Linked DNA regions of Homo sapiens: region 1 is linked to region 2. A link is a loop called in an ENCODE intact Hi-C map of the cell type or tissue named here. Cell type or tissue: OCI-LY7. All regions are shown on one strand. Each heading gives the region's core, and the rest is flanking DNA. Links, peaks and the distances in the headings are about the cores only. Region 1 overlaps LOC105370969 (a long non-coding RNA gene). Region 2 overlaps BLM (BLM RecQ like helicase).

What was found. Hi-C counts contacts between places; a loop is a spot of excess contacts. Peaks named below come from ENCODE experiments on the same cell type or tissue, not always from the same donor. Only the 100,000 strongest peaks of a DNase experiment are listed, where the experiment ranks them.
Region 1: a loop joins it to region 2, with 4 times the contacts of the local background. A loop is called at or near these places in 2 of 110 quality-filtered maps.

The regions. Positions count from the first base shown.
Region 1 is chr15:90,841,549-90,858,110 of GRCh38, reverse strand. It overlaps LOC105370969 (a long non-coding RNA gene), which reads right to left. Exons shown (of 3, transcript XR_932610.3): 3 at 4,482-5,369. It also overlaps the pseudogene RN7SL363P. Among named protein-coding and RNA genes, the nearest start is that of FURIN, 19 kb to the left of the region's middle. RefSeq lists enhancers at 5,215-5,264, 5,275-5,364, 12,779-12,898, 12,656-13,272. In OCI-LY7, for the core only: no CTCF peak of the experiment used is centred there; DNase peaks (open chromatin) are centred at 1,220, 5,030 and 5,990; H3K4me3 peaks cover 1,387 bases; H3K27ac peaks cover 1,885 bases.
Region 2 is chr15:90,782,638-90,790,637 of GRCh38, reverse strand. BLM (BLM RecQ like helicase) reads right to left here. Exons shown (of 22, transcript NM_000057.4): 13 at 7,710-7,816; 14 at 5,557-5,717. Among named protein-coding and RNA genes, the nearest start is that of BLM, 69 kb to the right of the region's middle. In OCI-LY7, for the core only: a CTCF peak has its summit at 4,068; DNase peaks (open chromatin) are centred at 3,657 and 4,217; H3K4me3 peaks cover 1,932 bases; H3K27ac peaks cover 4,498 bases.

The sequences.
Region 1 (16,562 bases), core at 879-8,878, 67 kb before region 2:
TCATCCTCACGTCATTTCTCTACGTAGCACTTTTTGCCACAGGACGTCCTCAGTACTCTCACTTGTTTATTGCCTTTCTTCCCCCATGGGAATGTCAGGCCTATGTGGTGGGCAGGGATTTCTGTGTTTTTCTCACTGCTATATCTCTGATGGCTAGACAGTGCCTGGAACCTAGTCGGTGCTCCATCAACAGTTGTGGAATGAATGATTTCACTTTGGAAAACTTGAGTTTACATAATAACACGAAGAAACACACAATATCTATAACCTCCATCCTTTCCAACTGAGCTCCCCGTCTCTGGAGGCATTCAAGTGGAAGCTGGCGAGCCATTTGGTGAGGGGCTGTGGAAAGGATATGTGCACTGGGCAGAGGTGGGATTACGGGACCTCCAATTTTCCTGCTTTCAGGAAAATTCTGGGATCCTGAGGAATACTTTTTGTCTTCCCCCGCAGCCATTGTCTGGGAGTTTTGGAACCACTGACTGACTCTTCGAGCACCAGGCTTTTCCCTTGGTCCTCAGCACTGGGTGGGGAGCCCTACATCCCAGAAGTCTTGGGAAACAGGGTGGAGCGGAATCGCCTATCACAGCCAAACAAGACTCTCCAGGAGGAAATACAGCAGAGACCTGCTCAGGGCTTAGCAAACAGTGACAAAGGTGAGGTGAAGCCAGTCTGGACGCACACCAGTTCGGGATGATCTGAGGAATGTCAGGCAGTCCCTATATCCTCAGATGTGTCCCCATCCACCTGGCACATGTCTGGAACTTCGCCATTACAGAGACTTCAGTGTCTGCTTTTTTTTTTTATTTTTAAATTAATTAATTATTTATTTATTTTTAAAATAGAGATGGGGTCTTGATAAGTTGCTCAGGCGGGTCTCGAATTCCTGGGCTCAAGCGATTCGCCCACCTCAGCCTCCCAAAATGCTGGGATTACAGGCGTGAGCCACCGCACCCAGCCCAGTGTCTGCTTTTAAGATGCACTGTTTGGAAAGTCAGGTGATTCAACATTGCAGCCACATAAACCAGGTCTGAGTTTGCATGTCACCCCTGACTGGGTCAAGAGTGGGTGTGTTTTGGTAATGGGGGCATTTAGAAGCAGGGGCACTGCCAGGAAAGGAGGCAGCCTGAGAACGCTGTTCTATGTGACAGGAATCCTCAGGATCAAAGGCCTTAAGACAACAGTTGTGACCTCACAGATAAACCCCAGAGCAGACACTGGGGCCAGGTATCTGGGACAGGAAGTGGCTGTGAGAAGCAGGAACCAATGTAAAACCCCTCAACAGCCTCAGCATTTCCAAGGGCTCAGTCTTCATAGAAATGGGTTACTAGGACATATCACCTATGGGTAGCATTTGGGGAAATCCTTCAGGGTCCATGTGGACAGGATGTTTGGGGGTTCACATTTATAGCAAACACACAGCACAGAAGCCACTACTGCTGCCTCCTAGCCCATGGCAGACACTGACATTGCCAATCTATCACCATACCGCTGCGGAGCCCTTCTCCCCACAGTGATCCAAAAAGTCACTGCCAATCTATCAGAATTAGCACGAGGCCAGGTGCCATGGCTCATGCCTGTAATCCCAGCACTTTGGGAGGCTGAGGCGGGCAGATCACTTGAGGTCAGGAGTTCAAGACCAGCCTGGCCAACGTGATGAAACCCCATCTCTACTGAAAATACAAAAAGGAGCTGGGCGTGGTGGCACATGCCCATGATCCCAGCTACTCAGGAGGCTGAGGCAGGAGAATCCCTTGAACATGACGGGAGTCAGAGGTTGTAGTGCGCTGAGATCGCACCACTGCACTCCCCTCCCACCTGGGCAACAGAGTGAGACTCCGTCTCAAAAAAAAAAAAAAAAATTAGCACAAGAGGTGAAATGGTGTGGTGGCATGCACCTGATGCCCCTGTAGTCCCAGCTACTCAGGAGGCTGAGGCGGGAGGATGGCTTGAGCCCAGGGGTTCTGGGCTATAATGCACTATGCTGGTCCACACTAACTTCAGCATCAATATGGTGACCTCCCAGGAATGGGGACCACCAGGTTTTCTAAGGAAGGGTAAACTGGCTCAGGTAGGAAACAGAGTAGGTCAAAACTCTTATATTGATCAGTAGTGGGATGGTGCTGTGAATAGCCACTGTACTCCAGCCTGTGCAACATAGCCAGATTCTCCTTTTTTTTTTCTTTTGAGAGAGTCTCTCTTTGTCACCCAGGCTGGAGTACAGTGGCACGATCTCGGCTCACTGCAACCTCCGTCTCCCGGGTTCTAGTGATTCTCCTGTCTCAATCTCTCAAGTAGCTGGGACTACAGGTGCCTGCCACCACACCTGGCTGATTTTTGTATTTTTAGTAGAGACACAGTTTCACCATGTTGGTCAGGCTGGTCTCAAACTCCTGACCTCAGGTGACCCACCTGCTTCAGCCTCCCCAAGTGCTGGGATTATAGGCATGAGCCACCACGCCCGGCCGCCAGATCTTCTCTCTTAAAAAGAAAAAGAAAAGAAAGAAATGTGTCTTTACTGTCCCTCCCCTTCAGGAATCACAGGGTTAGGATTCCACAGAAGAGAAGAACAACTGGGACTCAGGGAGGGAGTGAGACCGGGTCCAGGTCACACAGGGCATCAGTGGGGAAGGCAGGTCTGGAGCTCTGAACTTGCCACAGACCCAGATGCTGTCGCCTGTGACTGGACAGTTGGGCCGGGAGACAGAGCACATGTGTCCATTCCCACGCCCACATACACGCCCAGTGGAAGAAGCCATTCCAGCCCCACATGTCAGCCAGCGCAGAGTGCGAAGTCCCAGGGCGCTTGGGGTGACCTTCTACAGTTTGGACTTTCTGGACTCCAGGAGTCAGCTGGGTGCATTGGGAAGATGTTGGGGAGGCCTAGAGCCCAGGATCTGGCAGCTGACTCGACATGTCCATGTGAGCCTTTGCCCCTAGCCTGTGTCCAGGGCAAACTCCCCAGTGCCCTCTGAGAGAGGCAGCCGGGCCTGGCCCAGCAGGATAAACCTTGCCTTGCGCTGGTCCCCAGTCTGGACAGGCCATGTCCACTCTCTTGGCTTCAGATGCTTGATCCATCCATGAGGAAGTTGGCCTGTGGCTTAATTTTGCAGGGCCTCCATTTCTTCATCCATTAAATGGGGGTACTGATACCTCCCCTGCTGAGGTGTCACAAGAATGGGATGAACTAATTCATAAAATGTTTGGCATGGCATCCTGCACACAGCAGGTGCTCAGGGAGGACACCTGGGATTCTGACTTGGCCTAGGGACTTTCCCAGTACTAAGAGCCCAGCCTGTGACCCACACCTTCCCATGGGAACCATCCACCCCACACCAGCTCTGTCGTCACTGGAATTGAAATTTCTTGGCTGAGCTTGGAAGGTGAGAAACTTGATTTCTGCTGATTCTGGAGAAGGACAAGGAAGATGAGAGTGCTCTCTTTATCTGAGAAGCAGCTCAGAAATTTTCAAACAGTTGCCCACGGTGCCCATGTTCTCTCTGTGGTCTCCGTGTGTGTGTGTGTGTGTGTGTGTGTGTGTGTGTGTGTGTGTGATAGAGGCTCCTCCCGTTCATGGAGGGGATTCCCAGTGTGGTTGGGGACCCGGGGTGGGTAGATCAGTGAGTCTCCTGCTTGGAAATGTGTACCCGTGCCCATTCTGGCTTCCCAAGGGTCATTCCATGAGTCCTCAGCCTCGCTGTGTGCCCCCCCACTCCCCATCACACAGGTGATGTGGGGAAACAGGCAGAGGGAGCACTGCATGGGAGGAGGAAGAGTTGAGTTTGCTTGGTCTACAGTGGTTTTTGTTTTTGTTTGTTCTTTTGAGATGCAGTCTTGCTCTGTCGCCCAGGCTGGAGTGCAGTGGCACAATCTCAGCTCGCTGCAAGCTCCACCTCCCGGGTTCAAGCGATTCTCATGCCTCAGCCTCCCAAGTAGCTGGGATTACAGGCGTGTGCCACCACACCCGGCTAATTTTTGTATTTTTAGTAGAGACAGGGTTTCGCCATGTTGGCCAGGCTGGTCTTGAGCTCCTGACCTCAGGTGATCCACCTACCTTGGCCTGCCGAAGTGCTGGGATTACAGGCATGAGCCACTGTGCCCAGCCTGTGTTTTTTTTTGTTTGTTTGTTTGTTTGTTTTTGAGACAGGGTCTCACTCTTGTCACCCAGGCTGGAGTGTGATGGCATGATCATGGCTCACTGTAGCCTCGACCTCTCTGGGCTCAGGTGATCCTCCCATCTCAGCCTCCCAAGTTGCAGGGACTACAGGTGCATGGAACCATGCCTGGCTAATTTTTTTATTTTTGGTAGAGACATGGTTTTGCCATGTTGCCCAGGCTGGTCTTGAATTCCTGGGCTCAAGTGATCTGCCCACCTCAGCCTCCAAAAGTGCTGGGATTACCGGTTTGAGCCACCACACTTGGCTGGTCTACAGTGTTTTAAAACAAAAAACAGCCCATCATTTAGAATTAAAAGAAAAAAAGCAGCTGGCTATAAAATAATATATATAAATAAAGTTTATATACATACACTGAAAAAAAGACTGGAGGGAAATACACCAGCCAACTAGAGTGATTGTTCCTGGGTGACAGGCTTGAGGCTGGATTCTTATTTTCCTTTTTTTTTTTGTTTTTTGAGACGGAGTCTCGCTCTGTTGCCAGGCTAGAGTGTAGTGGTGCAATCTTGGGGCTCACAGCAACCTCTGCCTCCCGGGTTCAAGCGATTCTCTTGCCTCAGCCTCCCAAGTAGTTGGAACTACAGGTGCACGCCACCATGCCCATCTAATTTTTGTATTTTTAGTAGAGATGGGGTTTCACCATGTTGGACAGGATGGTCTCGATCTCTTGACCTTGTGATCCGCCTGCCTCGGCCTCCCAAAATGCTGGGAATACAAGTGTGAGCCACCGTGCCCGGCCGCCTTTCAAACTTTTTGATAGTGAATATGACTTGCTTTTACCATCAGATGCAACAATAGCAAACATTGTCTTTATCAAGGGGAAATGAAACCTGTGGTTTGGGCTCCAGCGGTGAGCAAGGCCAACTTTTCTCACTTGTCCCGCCATGGGTGGTGACCCGCAGGCTGGGGTGGGGCCAGGTCCATCTTTCCTGTTCCCCAATCTTAGAGGTGGCAGAGGCCCTTCGAGTCACCTTGCTGGCCCACTGAGGAGCTGTGGCTGAGGAATACACCCATCAGGGCCGACTCCTTGCTGGGAACTTGGTGAGGCAGATGGACGTGGTGATGAGCCACAGTGAGGTTTCCCCCACATCCTTTTGCCTGCCCTGCTGCGTCTGCTGCTGAGTCAGAATCCATCTGGGGAGCCACCGTGGGATGTACTATGATGCACTGGGCAGCCTCCGAGGGCCAGGCAGGCTTTGAAGAGAGGCAAGAAGGTCAGAGGAAAATCAGAGGCACTCTGTTTCCACCTGCATCCACTGCTCAGTCCCCGGGGTCATTCTTTGCCAGTCTCAGACCTTGCCACAGTGCTCTGGCCAAAGCGCCCCTTAGGCACGCCTTGGGGACCCCAACATGTGCTCATGCCAGGCGCTGGCCTGGGCACATCCCCATGCTCCCTGGCACAGCCCTACAAGCTGGATGTGGCAGGAGTGAGGGCTGGTGCCTGACCTGCATCTGTCTCAGCCCTTCCCTACTCACTGCCTCCACTTACGGAGGCTGGAGCTTTTCAGTGGGGCACAGACATTTTGGCATTTGGGTGGGACATTTTTTTTTCTTCTAGGGCAGGACAATTCTTCATATAAGACTGTTCTATGCATTGCAGCTAAATCATTGTGACAACCCAAAATGACTCCACACATTTCCAAACATCCCTTAGAGGTGTGAGTTTGACCCAGGCTGAGACCCACAGAGCAAATGTTGGATCCGTGCAACCGGCAGCCTGGTTGCAAGGCTTCCCTTTGGCAGTGACATTGAGGGGAAGTCTTCAGGTAAACAGGTTTTTCTAAGAAAAAAGACAAAGATGATGAATCCTCTCTCTGACCTCCTGAACCAAAACCAGCAACCGCACATGGCTGAGCTTTTCAAGATGAAATGAACAAAGCTGCTGTTTTGCGGGAGGTTGGAGCTCTGCAGTTACCTGCAGCCAAATGCATTCCTAACTGCTACAGGTGAGGAAACAGGCACAGAGTGGTCAAGCCACTCGCCCAAGGTTGCTTCACTGGAAAGGAGGGAAGCCAGGATTCACACCCAGACATTCTATGATTCTGCCCTGACTCATTCCAGCTTTTCTTTCTTTCTTTTCTTTCTTTCTTTCTTTTTCTTTCTTTCTTTCTATTTCTCTTCCTTCCTTTCTTTTTTTTTTTTTTTTTTTTTGACAGAGTCTCACTCTGTCACTCAGCTCTGTAATCCCAGCACTTTGGGAGTCTCAGATGGGCAGATCACCTGAGGTCGGGAGTTTGACACCAGACTAGCCAACATGGTGAAACCCCATCTCTACTAAAAATACACAAATTAGCCAGGCGTGGTGGTGGGTGCTTGTAATCCCAGCTACTTGGGAGGCTGAGACAGAAGAATTGCTTGAACTCCCACAGGCAGAGGTTGCAGTGAGCTGAGATCACAGTACTGCACTCCAGCCTGAGCAACAGAGCAAGACTCTGTCTTAAAAAAATAAATAAAAATAAAAATGGCCACAGAAACATTTCCAGTCCCATGTGTTACTCCAGAACCTTACCACTCTCCCATAGGGGAGAGTGTCCCACGGTGGCTCCCCAGATGGATCCTGACTCAGCAGCAGACGCAGCAGGGCAGGTGAAAGGATGTGGGGGAAACCTCACTGTTGCTCGTCACCACGTCCATCCACCTGACCCAGTTCCCAGCAAGGAGTCAGCCCTGATGGGCGTGTGCCTCGGCCACAGCTCCTCAGTGGGCCAGCAAGGTGCCTCAAAGGTCCTCTGCCACCTTCAAGATTGGGCAACAGGAGAGGTGGACCTGGCCCCACCCTGGCCCTGCTTGGTGTATCTTATGATAATTCACTTTGATGTTGTTTCTTTCATTTGTCCGGCCATTTTCCATTGTATGAGTGTATCATACCTTGTGTATCTCCTTGATGACGTTTCCAATTTCTTCCTCCTGGGATGCTCATAGAGCTTCTGTAGAGTCTCTGCCTGGAAGAGGAATGCTCACAGATGTTCTCACCTTCACCCTGATCTTGACCTGACCTTCAAGCTGCCATTTTGTGTCACTTCCAAGTGGCTTTACCAATCTTCTCCAGAGCTGGTGGGTTTTTATTTGTTTGTCTGTTTGTTTGAGACGAAGTCTTGCTCTTTTGCCCAGCCTGGAGTGCAATGATGTGATTTTGGCTCACTGCAACCTCTGCCTCTGCGGTTTAAGTGATTCTCCTGCCTCAGCCTCCCGAGTAGCTGGGACTACAGGTGCGTGCCACCATGCTGGGCTAATTTTTTGTAGTTTTAGGAGAGATGTGGTTTCACGGTGTTAGCCAGGATGGTCTCCATCTCCTGACCTCGTGATCCACCCATATCGGCCTCCCAAAGTGTTGGGATTACAGGCATGAGCCGCCGCGCCCAGCCCAGAGCTGGTGTTTTTAAGGAGTCTCATTTGGGTCTACATTTAATAATATCAGCTTTTATGTTTTCTTCCATTTTAAATTATCTGATGGGTGAGACATAATATCTCCTTGTTGTTTTAATTTACCTTTCTCAGCCAGGCGCAGTGGCTCACGCCTGTAATCCCAGCACTTTGGGAGGCTAATGTGGGTGGATCACTTGAGGTCAGGAGTTCGAGACCAGCCTGGCCAACATGGCAAAACCTCGTCTCTACTAAAAATACAAAAATTAGCCAGGCGTGGTGGTGCACACCTGTAATCCCAGCTACTTGGGAGGCTGAGGCAGGAGAATTGCTTGAACCCAGGAGGTGGAGGTTGCAGTGAGCTGAGACTGCACCAGTACACTCCAGCCTGGGCAACAGGGTGAGACTATCTCAAAAAAAAATTTACATGTCTCTGATACTATTGAGACAGAGACTTTTTCTGTTTTTGAGGCAGGGTCTCACTCTGCTGCCCAAGCTGGAATGCAGTGGCATGATCATAGGTCACTGTAGCCTCCATCTGCTGGATTCAATCCATCCCCCTGCTTTAGCCTCCAGAGTAGCTGGGACTACAGGCATGCACCATCATGCCCGGCTAATTATTTTGTTTTCTGTAGAGACGAGGTCTCACTTTGCTGCCCAGTCTGTTCTCCAGCTCCTGGACTCAAGTGATCCTCCCACCTTGGCCTCCCAAATTGCTGGGATTATTGACATGAACCACCATGCCCAGCCCAGAGCCTCTTTTTCATATGATTATTGGCCATCTAGGCTTTTTTTTCCTATAAGGTTCATAACCTGTGCCAAATTTTCTGTTGGGTTGGTTGTCTCTCTTCTTGATTTGCAGAAGACCTTTACATATTCTGGATACCAATTTGCTGATTATATTGCAGATATTTCCTCCATATTGTGCATATCTGTTATTTATTTATTTATTTATTTATTTATTTATTTATTTTTGAGACAGGGTCTTGCTCTGTCACTCAGGCTGGAGTGCAGTGGCCCAGTCTCAGCTCACTGCAACCTCTGCCTCCCAGGTTCCAGTGATTCTCCCACCTCAGCCTTCCAAGTAACTGGGACTACAGGCATACGCCACCACACCTGGCTAATTTTTGTATTTTTTGTAGAGACAGAGTTTTGCCATGTTGCCCAGGCTGGTCTCAAACTCCTCAGCTCAAGTAATCTGCCTGCCTCAGTCTCCCAAAATGCTGGGATTACAGATACGAGTCATGGTGCTCAGCTGTACGTATCCTTTAATCTTGTGGCATTTTTTTTTGTTGAACTTAAGATTTAAATGTCAATATCATCAGACTCATCAATTTTTTTCCATTGTAGCTGATACCTTTTGTGCCTAAGATACTCTTTCCTGTCAAAAGGCATGAGGAGCTGGGTGCCGTGGCTCACACCTGTAATCTCAGCACTCTGGGAGGCTGAGGCAGGTGGATCACTTGATGTCAGGAGTTCAAGACCAGCCTGGCCAACATGGTGAAACCCTGTCTCTACTAAAAATACAAAAATTATCTGGGCGTGGTAGAACACACCTGTAATCCCAGCTACTTGGGAGACTGAGACAGGAGAATCGCTTGAATCCGGGAGGTAGAGGTTGTAGTGAGCTGAGATCACGCCATTGCATTGCACTCCAGCCTGGGCAACAGAGTGAGACTCCATCTCAAAAAAAAGAAAAGAAAAGAAAAAAAAGGCTGGGCACGGTGGCTCACGCCTGTAATCCCAACACTATGGGAGGCTGAGGCGGGAGGATCACCTGGCATCGGGAGTTTGAGACCAGCCTGACCAACATGGAGAAACCCTGTCTCTACTAAAGAAAAAAAAAAAAAATTAGCCGAGTGTGGTGGCGGATGCCTGTAATCCCAGCTACTGGGGAGGCTGAGGCAGGAGAATCACTTGAACCCAGGAAGGGGAGGCTGCGGTGAGCCGAGACCGTGCCATTGCACTCCAACCTGGGCAACAAGAGCAAAACTCCGTCTCAAAAAAAAAAAAAAAAAAAAAAAAAGAAGGCTGAGTGTGGTGGCTCACACCTGCAATCCCAGCATTTTGGGAGGCTGAGGCGGGTGGATCATGAGGTCAGGAGATCGAGACCATCCTGGCCAACTGGTGAAACCCCGTCTCTACTAAAAATAAAAAAAGAATTAGCCAGGAATGGTGGTGTGTGCCTGTAGTCCCAGCTACTCAGGAGGCTGAGGCAGGAGAGTTGCTTGAATCCAGGAGGCGGAGGTTTCAGTGAGCCGAGATCATGCCACTGCACTCCAGCCTGGGCAACAGAGCAAGACTCCGTCTCAAACAAAAAAAAAAAAGAAAGAAAAAAAGAGGCACGTGGGGGCTTTGGAAGGCACTGGCTATGTCCCATTTGTTGTTGTGTTTTTTATTTTTATTTTTTTTAGACGGATTCTCGCCCTTTCGCCAGGCTGGAGTGCAGTGGCACGATCTCGGGTTACTGCAAACTCCGCCTCCAGGGTTCAAGCGATTCTTCTGCCACAGCCTCCCAAGTAGCTGGGACTACAGGTGTGTGCCACCATGCCGGGCTAATTTTTGTATTTTTAGTTGAGACGGGGTTTCACCATATTGGCCAGGCTGGTCTCAAACTCCTGACCTTCTGATCCGCCCTCCTCGGCCTCCCAAAGTGTTGGGATTACAGGAGTGAGCCACCGTGCCTGGCCTTACATCCCGCTTGTTGATCTGGATGCTGGCTACACAGCTGGGGTCACTGTGAAATTTCATCAAGCGGCACCCTTATGACTTGTACACTATGCATGTTGTAATCAAACAAAAAGTTTATTTAAAAAAGAAATTGTTCCTTACCCTGAGGTCATAAAAATATTCTTCTATATTTTCTTCTAAATGTGTTAAAATTTTGTTATTCACATGTAAGTCCTGAATCCACCTGGAGTTGTGTGTGTGGTGTTAGGTGGGGATCTAATTTTACTTTCCCATATGGATCACCACTTGTCCCAACGCCATTTATAAAAGAGTCTATCTTTTCCCCACTGGTTGGTGATGCTTCTCTGTCATACGGCAAATTCTCATTTATGCAAGGTTCTGTCTCCGGGACTCCTGTTCTGTCCTTTTTTTTCCCTTTATTTTTCATTTTTAAATGGGCTCTCACTCTGTCACCCAGGCCGGAGTGCAGTGGCATGATCTCAGCTCACCGCGGCCTCAACCTCCCAGGCTCAAGTGATCCTGCCACCTCAGTCTCCCAAGTAGCTAGGACTACAGGCATGTGCCGCCACACCCAGCTAATTTTGTTTTTGTAAAGACAGGGTCTCTCTGTGTTGCCCAGGCTGGTCTCGAACTCCTGGGCTCAAGGGACCCTCCCACCTTGGCCTCCCAAAGTTCTGGGTTTACAAGCATGAGCCACCGCACTCGGCCCCCCCTACCCTTTTTTTTTAATAGCCAGATGCCAAAGCCATTCTGTCTTAATTTCTTTAAAAATTGTTAATATCTGATAGGACCCTTTTGAGGACTTTAAGATGAGAAATGGTCAGAATGATGCTGGGATGAGGTCACTCTGATGAGAGGAGAATGGGTTTTAGAGACCAAGGCCAAAGGGTCAGGAGGAGCTGGTGGTAGCTATGGTGACCTGGCAGAAGGTTAGCAGCCCAGCGTGGGAGGTGGCTGGGAAGTGCACTGAGCGCACTGATGATGTGCCGAGGTAAAGCAGACGGGACTCGCCGAAAGATTGGATGTGGGGGTGAAGCAAAAATTGGGATCCAAGATGACTCTGTGGTTTTTGGCCAAAGTAGCTAGAGGAGAGTGGAGCCACGGGCTGAGATGGGAAAGCCTGGGGTGACGCTGACAGGTGGGCACTTAGAAAGTGCTCGATTTGGCAGGGCACGGTGGCTCACATCTGTAATCCCAGCACTTTGGGAGGCCAAGGTGGGTGGATCATGAGGTTAGGAGATCGAGACCATCTTGGCTAACACGGTGAAACCCTGTCTCTACTAAAATACAAAAAATTAGCCGGGCGTGATGGCGCGTGCCTGTAATCCCAGCTACTTGGAGGCTGAGGCAGGATAATCGCTTGAACCTGGGAGGTGGAGGTTGCAGTGAGCTGAGATTGGGCCACTGCACTCCAGCCTGGTGACAGAGCAAGACCCGGTCTCAAAAAAAAAAAAAGAAAGTGCTCAATTTGCCAGGCGCAGTGGCCCACGCCTGTAATCCTAACACTTTGGGAGGCCGAGGCGGATGGATCACCTGAGGTCAGGAGTTCAAGAACAGCCTGGCCAACATGGTAAAACCCCATCTCTACTAAAAATACAAAACTAGCCGGGCGTGGTGGTGGGTGCCTGTAATCCCAGCTACTTGGGAGACTGAGGCAGGAGAATCACTTGAACCCGGGAGGCAGAAGTTGCAGTGAGCCGAGGTCATGCCACTGCACTCCAGCCTGGATGACAGAGTGAGACTCCATCTCAAAAAAAAAAAAAAAAAAAAGAAAAAGAAAGAAAGTGCTCAATTCACCAGGCGTGGGCCACGCCTGTAATCCCAATACTTTGAGAGGCCGAGGCAGGAGGATCGGTTGAGCCTGGGAGGATGAGGCTGTAGTGAGCTGAGATCATGCCACTGCACTTCAGCCTGAGCGACAGAGCAAAACCCTGTCTTTAAAAGAAAAAAAAAGAAAATACTCAATCCACGCTTGTCTGAATGAATGAGCAAATGGGTGGGTGGGCATGAGTGAGAGGCAAGGCTACCCCACTGCCTGCAGCCCACCTGTCTGAGTCCTCAGGGAGGATTAAGTGAACCCCCCTTGCTCACAGGGTTCTGTGTCTCAGTGAGTCTGTACCACGTCCCCCCAGCGGGACTGTCATTGCTGGCAGCACTCCCCGCTCCCCACCAGGCACATCACTAGGCCCCCCATGCTCTTGGTCCCAGGCCACAGGTTCATGGAAGGCTCCCAGGCCCAAGGGAGCTAGGGAGGGCACAGCCAGGCCCTTGAGGCTGCAGGTCTGGCCCTGTCACTCATCTGCCTCCTCAGTTAAGGAGCCTCCAGGTCATTTTGGGGGCCTGTGCTATTTGCCAGCACAAAGCAGCACCAGTGTGGAGAAGCCACAGCCTCAGAGGCCCTGCTTGTGGGTGGGGGCTGAGACCTGAGTGTTCAGGACCAGATCACCGCTCTGTTTATAGCCCGCCTCTGGCTCATCATCACCAGCTGTTATGAAAGCACCTTCAGTCCATAAAACGTGGAAGTTGCATCTGAGTGCTCAGGCTGAGTCATTTCTCTGAGAAAGCCTTCAGCTGGAGCAGCATTTTTTTCGACCAGGCCTGGAGTGGGGCTCCGTGTGGGTCTGTGTTTACCCTGTGGGCAGCCCCAGGGGGCCTGGCAGGCCCTGGGCACAGGCTTCATTTACTCACTCATTGAATCAAGACCATTTTTAGGCTGGGCACGGTGGCTCATGCCTTTAATCCCAGCACTTTGGGAGGCCAAGGCAGGAGGATGGCTTGAGCCCAGGAGATTGAGACCAGCTTGGGCAACATAGTGAGACTCCATCCCTACAAAAAAAAAAAAAAAATTTGGCCAGGCATGGTGGCACGTGCCTGTGGTGCCAGCTACTCAGGAGGCTGTAGGGGAAGATCGCTTGAGCCCAGGAGGTCAAGGCTGCAGTGGGCAGTGTTTGTGCCATTGCACTGCAGCCCGGGGGACAGGACAAGGCACTGTCTCAAAAAAAAAAAAAAGGAACCAGTTTTAGCCAGGCGTGGTGGTATGCGCCTGTGGTCCCAGCTACTCAGGAGTCTGAGGCTGGAGAATTGCTTGAGCCCAGAAGTTCAAGGTTACAGTGAACTATGATGACATCCAGCCTGGGTGATGGAGTGAGACCCTGTCTCTAAAAAAGAGTTTTAAAGAATTATTTTTTCTTTTTTTTCTTTCTTTTTTTTTTTTTTTTTTGAGACAGAGTTTCACTCTTGTTGCCCAGGCTGGAGTACAATGGCATGATCTCGGCTCACTGCAACCTCCGCCTCCTGGGTTCAAGCGATTCTCCTGCCTCAGCCTCCCGAAGAGCTGCACCACCACGCTCAGCTAATTTTGTATTTTTAGTAGAGACGGGGTTTCTCCATGTTGATCAGGCTGGTCTTGAACTCCCAACCTCAGGTGATCCGCCTGTCTTGGCCTCCCAAAGAGCTGGGATTACAGGCGTGAGCCACTGTGCCCAGCAAAAAAATTATTTTTTCAAAGGATCATTTTAAAGCCCCTTTTGTGTGTTGAGAGTCAAGCACTATCACCAGGATGGACAAGGAGAAGTAATAAGGGAGGGAACCCTGAGTTCTTACATCCCCAAATAACGCGGGGGTGTGCAGAGAGGCCAGGTGCAGGTTCAGGAAGACTGGGAAGAGAAAGGGGAGGGAGGAGCTGAACTGCAGGGTGGAAAGATTGGGCTCAGCCTGGGTCTGCTCTGTACATCCACCTGGGGGTCCTTGGCCTGGAGCTCTGTCTGCCCTGCCAGAACCTCTGGGCTGAATGGGAAGGAGGGAGGAGGGAGGCATGGTAGAAACCAGTCTTTTTTTTTTTTTTTTTTTTTTTTTTTTTGAGACAGTCTTGCTCTGTTGCCCCGGCTGGAGTGCAGTGGTGCGATCTTGGCTCATTGCAAAGTCTACCTCCCAGGTTCAAGCTATTCTCCTGCCTCAGCCTCCCGAGTAGCTGGGATTACAGGCACGCGCCACCACACCCGACTAATCTTTTTGTATTTTTAGTAGAGACAGGGATTAGCCGTGTTGCCCAGGCTGGTCTGGAACTCCTGGGCTCAAGTGATCCTCCTGCTTCAGCCTCCCAAAGTGCTGAGATTACAGGCATGAGCCACTGCGCCTGGCTAAAACCAATCTTTATTAAGCACCTACTTCATGCCAAGCCCTGGGCTAGCTTGTTCTCTTAAGGCCTCACACCTGGTCCAAGAATTCTGACCACTTGCCGGCTGCAAGGATTTGGGTTAGTGACTTCACCTCCTACGTGTTATATCCTCTTCATCCCCTGCCTCATCTTCCTCACCTGGCCTTATGGCTTTGCCAGTCAAGCGAGATGACACAAGAAAGGCATTTACTCCATAAATGCAGCTGGTGCCTTTATAAAGAATCATGCTATGGCTGGCGTTTATGAAGCACACACGATACCAGGCACGATGCTGAGTGTCTTCCTCACAGTAACTCCATGAATCCATCGTCTCTGGTCCATTAAAAAAATTGTTTTATAGTCAGATAAGGAAAACATGGAAACATTGCATTCTCCCTCCTGGGGTACTTTAATATATTAAAGGCTGTTAGCCTGGGCACAGTGGCTCACGCCTGTAATCCCGGCACTTTGGGAGGATGAGGCAGGAGGATCGCTTGAACCCAGGAGTTCGAGACTAGCCTGTGCAACATAGAGAGACCCTGTCTCAACAAAAAATACAAAAATTAGCCAGGCATGGTGGCGTGTGTCTGTGGTCCCAGCTACTCGGGAGGCTGAGGTGGGAGGATTGCTTGTGCCCAGGAGTTTGAGACCAGCTTGGGCAACATAGTGAGATCTTGTCTCTTAAAAGAATTTTTTAAAAATTAGCTGGGTGTGGTGGTGCACACCTGTAGTCGCAGCTACTCAGGAGCCTGAAGCAGGAGGATGGCTCGAGCCCAGGAGTTCGAGGCTGCAGTGAGCTGTGATTGTGCCACTGCACTCCAGCCTGGGCAACAGAGCAAGACTCTTTACTATATATTACAAGGACTCAGGAGTCCTATGGTTAAAAGGAAATAAAAGCAAAACCCACCTGTTTGTGTTTAGCCATCATTTCCCATGTTTGTTTGCTTCCTGAGCTTCATTTCTGAGGAGCCCTTATTAAGATTGAGATTGAAGCCTGTCTGTGTTCACAGGTACACATGCAGACCTTCAACAGCTGTCTCGTCAGTCTTTTACGGGTTTATGGGGGCCCTGTGGACCACTTTGGCTTAGGACCCTGTATTGTTCATTTTTTCTCTCATTCATTCATTCATTCATTCAACCACGTGTCCCTTGATTCTCAAAGGCACAGTGAGAGGTGGGTAAGACACAGCTTCTGTTTTAAGGATCTCATAGATCAGGCCAGGCACAGTGGCTCACACCTGTAATCCCAGCACTTTGGGAGGCCGAGGCAGGCAAATTGCTTGAGCCCAGGAGTTCGAGACCAGCCTGGGTAACAAAGCAAGACCTTGTCTTGACAACTTAAAAATTAGCTGGGCATGGTGGCATACACTTGTAGTCCCAGCTACTGGGGAGGCTAAAGATCCCTTGAGCCCAGGAGTTTGAGGCTGTAGTGAGCTATGACTGTGCCACTGCACTCCAGCCTGGGTGACACAGTGAGACTCTGTCTTAAAAAAAAAAAAAATCTCATAGATCTGATGAGGGAGACGGAACAGTGTGATCAGAAATTCAAGGCACTGAGGGAGCCCAGGGGCTGGCACTTAACCCAGTCTTGGGCATCAGGGATGGCTTCCTGGAGGAGGTGTGGGTTAAGTTGGCCAGGTGAAGGACATCAGTGGTCAGAGTTGTACATATTTGTACATCTTTGAAAACAGTTGTACATCTTTGAAAAACTGTGCATTATCTAGACTCTCCAGGACCTCCCTTGGATTATCTGACTCCATTCTATGAAGACTACTTACAACTCTTTAACTTGTAGGTTAGTGATAGCAATGCAAAATTTTGCTTCTCTACAGACCTGCAGATTCCAAACTCCAGTAGGAGACCAGTTGACTCTCCCCTCCCTAGCTTTGCCCCCATTTGCGTGTTTTTGTTGTTGTTGTTGTTGTTTTTTGAGATGGAGTTTTGCTTTTGTTGCCTAGGCTGGAATGCAATAGTGCAATCTTGGCTCACTGCAACCTCCACCTCCCAGGCTCAAGCGATTCTCCTGCCTCAGCCTACTGAGTAGCTGGGATTACAGGCATGTGCCACCATGCCCAGCTAATTTTTTTTTTTTTTTTTTTTTTTTTGGTGGAGACGGGGTTTTACCATGTTGGCCAGGCTGGTCTCGAACTCCTGACCTCAGGTGATCCACCCACCTC
Region 2 (8,000 bases), core at 1-8,000:
GCAAAAGCTTATTAGATTCATAAGGCACAGACTTGAAGGAACATTTTCATAATAGATGCTTCTAAAAGCTCTATCATTTGTTTTACTTTAAAATGCACACTACATAACAACCTAATATCTTAACTTGGTCCAACTATTTAGTATAACTAATATGAGTTTTTATACTGATAACTTGCAATGCCATTAAAACCCAAGAAGGTAAAGAGAAGCTCAGCATGGCAGGCACTTTCTTGTATGACTTGGCATTCTCATGTAAGAGAGCCAGAATCAACTGCAGTCAGCCCACGATGTGCTGCCACTGTTCTCTGTTTTTGCTACTGAGGTGTGGGGGGTGTTGCTCACACAGTCATGATATCCAGGTCAGTGATCACAAGCAACGTGTTGCTCAGGAGCTCCAGGGTGTTCCCAGGGCTCCTCAGAGGTCACTGCTGCTAGTTCCTCCAATGGTTCAGGAACAATACGTTCTTACCTGCTCCACTGCTTATCATCAGTTTTCCCAATAGCACCAGCTGATCACACATCAACTCCTTCTATTCATCAGCTGATTTAAAGTCAAAGCTTGTACAATTTTAATGGAAACTCATGTGGGTAAAAGTCTGAGAGCTACTTATACCAAAAAAAAAAAAAAAAAAAAAAAAAAAAAAAAAAAACACCAGGGACTGCGGATCTTAGACCTTACAAATTACTTAGTGGAAGCAAGGTGATAGTTCACTCTCAGGAGCTTGATAAATCAGTTTTCAAGGATATCCATTTCAGTTGAGAATTTAGGAGCTATTTAACCCAGACCAAAATGTTATATCTCCAGGCAAAATTACACTTCACAAATAAAACTGCAAGTTTTTTTTTAGCACTTAAAAAAATGAATTGCTACTGCAAGAACAGTATTTCAAAGGCATCTGAAATATCTGGCAGGCAGACTGAGACTAATGACATGATTTCAGTAACTGTGAGTACCAGCGGAAGGAACTGCAAGCTCTGGAGTATGTGGACAGTAAAGGGGTACATTTATCAACACCAGGAATGGCGGTGAGTGGCCTGCGCTCTCGGTTAGTCATCCATCTACATTTATGGCACTCTGATCAAAGGCAAATCTCCTTGGAAACAGAAAGACTATTGTAGCTTCTAGTGATGGAGAGCAGGTGGAGAAGCTGCACAGCAAGATGTGTCAGCCGACAGGTCCGGAAGCATGACCCACAGGGTTCCATGAAGTCCAGGTGCATCTCCCAGTATCAGGGCGGGCACAGGGCTGTGAGGCACCGCCTGCAGCCTCCAGATGAGGATGCAAGGCTGCCAACTCTTTCTGAAAGCTCTTATTTCTTGAAATTGGGAAAAGTGGCTTTGTTTAATTGTGATTTCCTTCTTTATTTCTGCGCTTTTAAAACTTCAAGCCACAATCATTCTTTGTGAAGAATAATGGCCAAGTTTTATTCTATCTCATGAATCTAACGAGATCAAGTCTGTCGAGCTGGTGTAGGCTAATATTACATGCTGACTGTAAGGATTAATTAGTCTGAGAGCAGAAATAATTAGGTTTTTATAAACCCCTATTGTTTAACCATATTTTTTATCAAAGTTATATATATATATATATATATCTCCATTGTAGATTATTTATACTATACATAACCATTTAAAGCACTTGAAAAAAATCATTTTTTTTTTTTTTTGAGACAGTCTCGGTCTGTTGCCCAGGCTGGAATGCAGTGGCGTGATTTTGGCTCACTGCAACCTCCACCTCCAGGGTTCAAGCTATTCTCCTGCCTCAGACTCCCGAGAAGCTGGGACTACAGGTGTGCACCAGCATGCCAGGCTAATTTTTGTATTTTTTGTAGAGATGGGGTTTCGCCATGTTGCCTGGGCTGGTCTTGAACTCCTAGGCTCAAGTGATCTTCCCACCTTGGCCTCCCAAAGTGCTGGGATTACAGGTGTGAACCACCATGCCTGGCCCTTTCATGCAAACTTTTTCCTTATCATGTATTGTTTTTACATGTTTTCCTGTTCCACTGATCTGCCTATAATGTACTGCAAACTAGTGTTCCTGTATTATTAGGTTTTTTGCCAAACTCTCTTAGTTATTTTCACTTGAATATTCTTCCAGGCAAACTTTAGAAAAAGTTTATCAAAGGGAAAAGAACAAAAAACCAAAAAAAAAAAAAAAAAAAAAAACAAAACACTGGCATTTGGGTTAAATATATAAACTAATTTGGGAAGACTAAAATCAGTATTTCAGTGAAGACAAATGAGTGATGTATTTCTAAACTTTTTGCATATCTGAAAATGACCTTTTGTTGGTTTCAACATAAATGACAGTGAGCTGGGTACGAAATTCTTCAGTCCCAGTCTTCCTTCTTCCAATTCTGAAGACAGTCTTCTATTATTTTTGTTATATATTTGTTATGTATTTATTTATAACACACTTATCTGTTTCAATTATCCTGCTTTCTTGCTTGGGTACACTTACTATTCTTAGGCTGAATCCTTACCTCCTTTTGTCAACAAAGATAATTTCCACCCCACCCCATTTTAATCTCTTTTTTCCCTTGCATTCTCAAGCTACTCACTACATCACTGATTCTATTGTCTCCACTGAGACTGAGTCATTCCATTTGTGTCTTAATATATAATTCTGCTCTTAGTTTTGTTTTTCTTACTTGGATAAGCTGAATTTTTCTTTCTTTTTTTTTTTTTGACATAGAGTCTTGTTCTGTTTCCCAGGCTGGAGTACAGTGGCACGATCTCGGCTCACTGCAACCTTCGGCTCCCAGGTTCAAGTGATTCCCCTGCCTCAGCCTCCTGAGTAGCTGGGACTACAGATGCCCATCACCACGTCCGGCTAATTTTTGTATTTTTAGTAGAGACAGGGTTTCACCATATTGGCCAGGCTGGTCTCAAACTCCTTGATCTCAGGTGATCCGTCCACATCGGCCTCTCAAAGTGGTGGGATTACAGGGGTGAGCCACTGCACCTGGCCATAAACTGGATTTTTATTTCTCCCTTCATCTCACCCTGTGATCTTATGGAAGTTGTTACTAGTTCACGTATATTAAGTCTTCTTATATCTTTCTCGGGATACTAAACTGATATCCTCTAAAATTTTCTGTTTTCCCAGAGAAAACAATTTTGAGAGATATTTTTCCTCTGAATCTTCAAAGTAAATACTTTTTCCTGAGCTGAAACTTTTCATTGGCTCCAAGTAATTATTAGTTGTTTTGCTGAAATTCATCCTTTCATTTAGAGGGATCTATCCAAGGCTGGCATTTACCACAATAAGAGATGCCTAAAGTAGGCTGGGTGCGGTGGCTCACGCCTGTAATCCCAGCATTTTGGGAGGCCGAGGCGGGCGGATCACGAGGTCAGGAGATCGAGACCCTCCTGGCTAACGTGGTGAAACCCTCGTCTCTACTAAACATACAAAAAAAAATTAGCCGGGCGTGGTGGCGGGTGCCTATAGTCCCAGCTACTCGGGAGGCTGAGGCAGGAGAATGGCGTGAACCCGAGAGGCGGAGCTTGCAGTGAGCTGAGATCGCGCCACTGCACTCCAGCCTGGGCGACAGAGTGAGACTCCCGTCTCAAAAAAAAAAAAAAAAAAAAAAAAAAAAAAGAGATGCCTAAAGTATTTTCAGCTTTCCTCCCCACCCACCTGGGTGACGGCAAATTTCTCATCTCGGAAACAGATGCCCAATATTGTTAGTTACTAGGGAAATGCAAATCAAAACCACAAAGAGGGCCAGGCGTGGTGGCTCACACCTGTCATCCCAGCACTTTGGGGGGCTGAGGTGGGCGGATCATGAGGTCAGGAGTTCACGACCAGCCTGGCCAATATGGTGAAACCCTGTCTCTACTAAAAATACAAAAATAAGCTGGGTGTGGTGGCATGTGCCTATAGTCCCGGCTACTTGGGAGGCTGAGGCAGGAGAATTGCTTGAACCAGGAGGCGGAAGTTCCAGTGAGCCAAGATTGCGCCACTGCACTCCAGCCTGGGTGACGTGAATTCCTTGCTTGAATTATTCACGTGTGTGGTCTTCCATGTAAATAAAAAAAAACCCACAAAGAGATACCATTTCCCACACACAAGGATGAATACATTAAAAAAGCTGGACAATAAAAAATATTGGTGAAGACGTGGAGACACTGGCACCTCATACATTGCTGGTGAGAATGCAGAACTGCAGAGCCACTTTGAAAAGCAGTTTCACAGTTCCTCTAAAAGTTAAACAAAGAGTTGCCATTTGACCCAGCAAGTCCACTCCCAGGTGTCTACCCAAGAGAACTGAAAACATATGTCCGTGGAAAAACTTGTACGTGAATGCTCACAAAGCCATTATTCATAGTAGCCAAGAAGTAGAAACACATCGGGGATGGTGGCTCACACCTATAATCGCAGGAATTTGGTAGGTTGAGGCAGGATTATCACTTGAGCCCAGGAGTTCAAGACCAGGCTGGGCAACACAGGGAGACCTCGTCTATACAAAAAATAAAAAAATTAGCCAGGCATAGTGGTGCGCCTGTCGTCCTAGCTACTTGGGAAGTGGGAGGATTGTTTGAGGTACGGTCTGCAGTGAGCAGAGATCATGCCATTGCACTCTAGCCTGAATGAAAGAGTAAGACCCTGTCTCAAAAAAAAAAAAAAAAAAAAAAAGAAAGAAACGAAACAAGCCAAATGTCTAACCAGCTGATGAGTAGATAAACAAACTGTGTTATATCCATATAACAGAATATTATCTGACCATAAAAAGGTATGAAGTACTCATATATCCTAAAATATGGATAAATCTTGAAAAAATTATGCTAAATAAAAGCAAACAGGCCAGGCGAGGTGGCTCATGCCTATAATCCCAGCACTTTGGGAGGCTGAGGCAGGTGGATCACTTGAGGCCAGGAGTTCGAGACCAGTTTGAGTCTCCACTAAAAATATTAAATACAAAAATCAGCTGGCCATGGTGGCGCACATCTGTAATCCCATCTACTCAGGAGGCTGAGGCAGGAGAATCACTTGAACCTGGGAGGCGGAGGTTGCAGTAAGCGAAGATCTCTCTACTGCACTGTAGTCTGGGCGACAGAGTGAGACTCTGTCTCCGGAAAAAAAAAAAAAAAAGAAAAGTCACAAAGACCACATACTGTATGATTCTATTTACATGCAATGTACAGAGTAATAAACTCTAGAAACAGGTTAGCAGTAGTTAGTAGATTTGTGGTTTCCAGGCATTAGGGGGTGGGGGAAGTGACTGGGTATGAGGTTTCTTTTTATGGTGATCAAAAATTCTGGAATTAGATAGAGATGATTATTGTACAACTTTGCAAATAAACTAAAAAGTACTAACTTGTTTGCTTTGAAAGGATAAATTTTATGATATGTGAATTATATCTCAAGCAGATTTTTTTTATGAAAGAAAAAGCAACTTTAGAAGTCTCAAAGAAAATCTGTTTTTTAAATTTCAGTCTTATTTTGATGTTTACTACCTTCAAGGTAAAAACAGTTTGCATTCTACATGTGCATGTTTGGTTATATGCTATAAAAGATTATTTCTATTATTTGTTTATCTTTAAAAATGTTACCTGACAGCCATCCTGATTAATCCACTTCTGCTGCACTTCATCTCTGGCAGAATCACTGAGGCCAGCATGGTAAGCAAGAGCAGCGAGCCCATCTCTCTGTAACGTGTCAGCCATGGTGTCACATTCTCGCCTGGAGAGGCAGTAAATTATCCCTGAATCATCTGCCAAGAAACCAAGAGTACTGAGAAACAAGAATTTTTAACATAAACAAAAACACAATTTACACTACATTTTCAGAAATATATGAACCATAAATAGATCTCCCGTAGTGTTCTTATACTGCTGGAAGACCACACACGTGAATAATTCAAGCAAGGAATTCATGTGTGCTGGAAATGAGATGTGGCTTTTAATCCTGTCGCTGCTAATGACTCGTGAGGTGGACCTGGATGAACTCTGGGCTCTACTTCACACTAGATACATGTGGGTATAAAAAAGCCATCCTTGGCCGGGCGCGGTGGCTCATGCCTGTAATCCCAGCACTTTGGGAGGCCAAGGAGGGCAGATCATTTGAGGTCGGGAGTTCGAGACCAGCCTGGACATCATGGTGAAAAGCTATCTTCACTAAAAATACAAAAAAAATCAGCCAGGTGTGGTGGTGGGCACCTGTAATCCCAGCTAGTCAGGAGGCTGAGGCAGGAGAATCACTTTAACCCAGGAGGTAGAGGTTGCAGTGAGCCGAGATCGCACCACCGCACTCCTGCCTGGAGATAGAGTGAGACTCAGCCTCAAAAAAAAAAAAAAAAAAAAAAAAGAAAAGCCATTCTTGCACAAACTTTGTCAAAAGCATATGGCAGTATGTATCAAGAGTCTTAGAAATACCTTTGACTCAGTTTCTTTCTGGGAAATTAGGAAATAAAGTGATACAAGGACATAAACAAAAGTTTTACTTCAAACTTTAAAAATTACAAAGATTTTACTGAGCAACATTAGGGAAACAAATACAGGGAACTGTGAAATAAAATATACTATAACTATCAAAAGTGTTTTCTAAGTTTTTAAAAGACATGGGAAAATGCTCATGATATATAAAGTAGATTAACGGTAGAAACGTATATAGTATGCTAGTAGAAAAAAATGCATAGAAAAATACTAGAAATTAATAATAACATAACAGTGATTTTGCTCATTGAGTGATGTTTGTCTTTTGTTTCTTCTTTTTGTTGCTTTCTAAATTTTCTTTTTTGTTTTTTGAGACAGTCTTGCTCTGTCGCCCAGGCCGGAGTGCAGTGGCACGATCTCAACTCACTGCAACCTCTGCCTCCCGGGTTCAAGCAGTTCTTCTGCCTCAGCCTCCAGAATAGCTGGAATTACAGGTGCGTGCCACCACGTCTGGATAATTTTTGTAGAGATGGGGTTTCACCGTTTTGGCCAGGCTGGTCTTGAAATCCTGACCTCAAGTGATTCACCCACCTCGGCCTCCCAAAATGCTGAGATTACAGGCGTGAACCACAGTGCCTGGCCATATAAATTTTCTTTAATGAGCATATATTATATTTATTATTATGTGTGTTATTTTTAGAAATGGAAATTAAAAGATATTAAAGGAAAAGTCATCTCTCTGTGACTGAGCCAAAGGTCTAGATATACACATGAAGCTATTGACATTAGCTGCCTGGGGGAGGTGAGTCTGAGCGGGGAAATCACTGACTTTTTCTTGGTAGATCTCTACTGACTGATTTGTCCACACAAATATGTATACTAATTTCTAAAAAATAAAATAGAAATACCAAAAATATTCTCCATGGAAAAGTGGAAAGGGGGTTACATGGAAAACTACTATGAATTTCAGAATCTCATTTTAGTTAACATAATGCAAAGGCAGACAGGCTTGGGACAAGGCACTAAAACAAAAAGCTGTATAATTCAAACACTGATAGAAGCCTGAGGAAAGACATTGAAACCAAAAGTTATAATATACGTGTGTAGGAGGGAGTATTTAATATATTTTTGTTAGAATTTATTGTTATTAAACCAAATGAGATTTTATAATTTCCAGAATTGAGAGAGTTGCAATAGTCTGCTCTATAAAGAGCAAGTTAGTGCTGTCATAATGCAAAAAGGAATGTTTAATATGCAATTTTATATATCTTATTGTGGTACTAAAAAGACATTTGTTACTTCTAGACAGCTAATCACATGGCTGTACTCACATGGGTGGTGCTTTCTGATCCATTCTAGGCAATCAAATGCCACCTTTTTAGGCTTTTTCGGTAATACATAGTATTTCAGATTATGTCTGTTAAAGCTCATGCTAAACCTAAAAAAGTCCCAAACATAAAATTTAGTTATTATGAGAAAATATGACTTTAGGTATTGTTATAGACTACATGTGTCCCCCCTAAAATCCTAACCCCCAGTGTGATGGTATTAGGAGTTGGAGCCTCCGGGAGATAATTAGGTCATGAGGGGTGGAGTTATGAATGAGATAAGTGCTCAAAAAT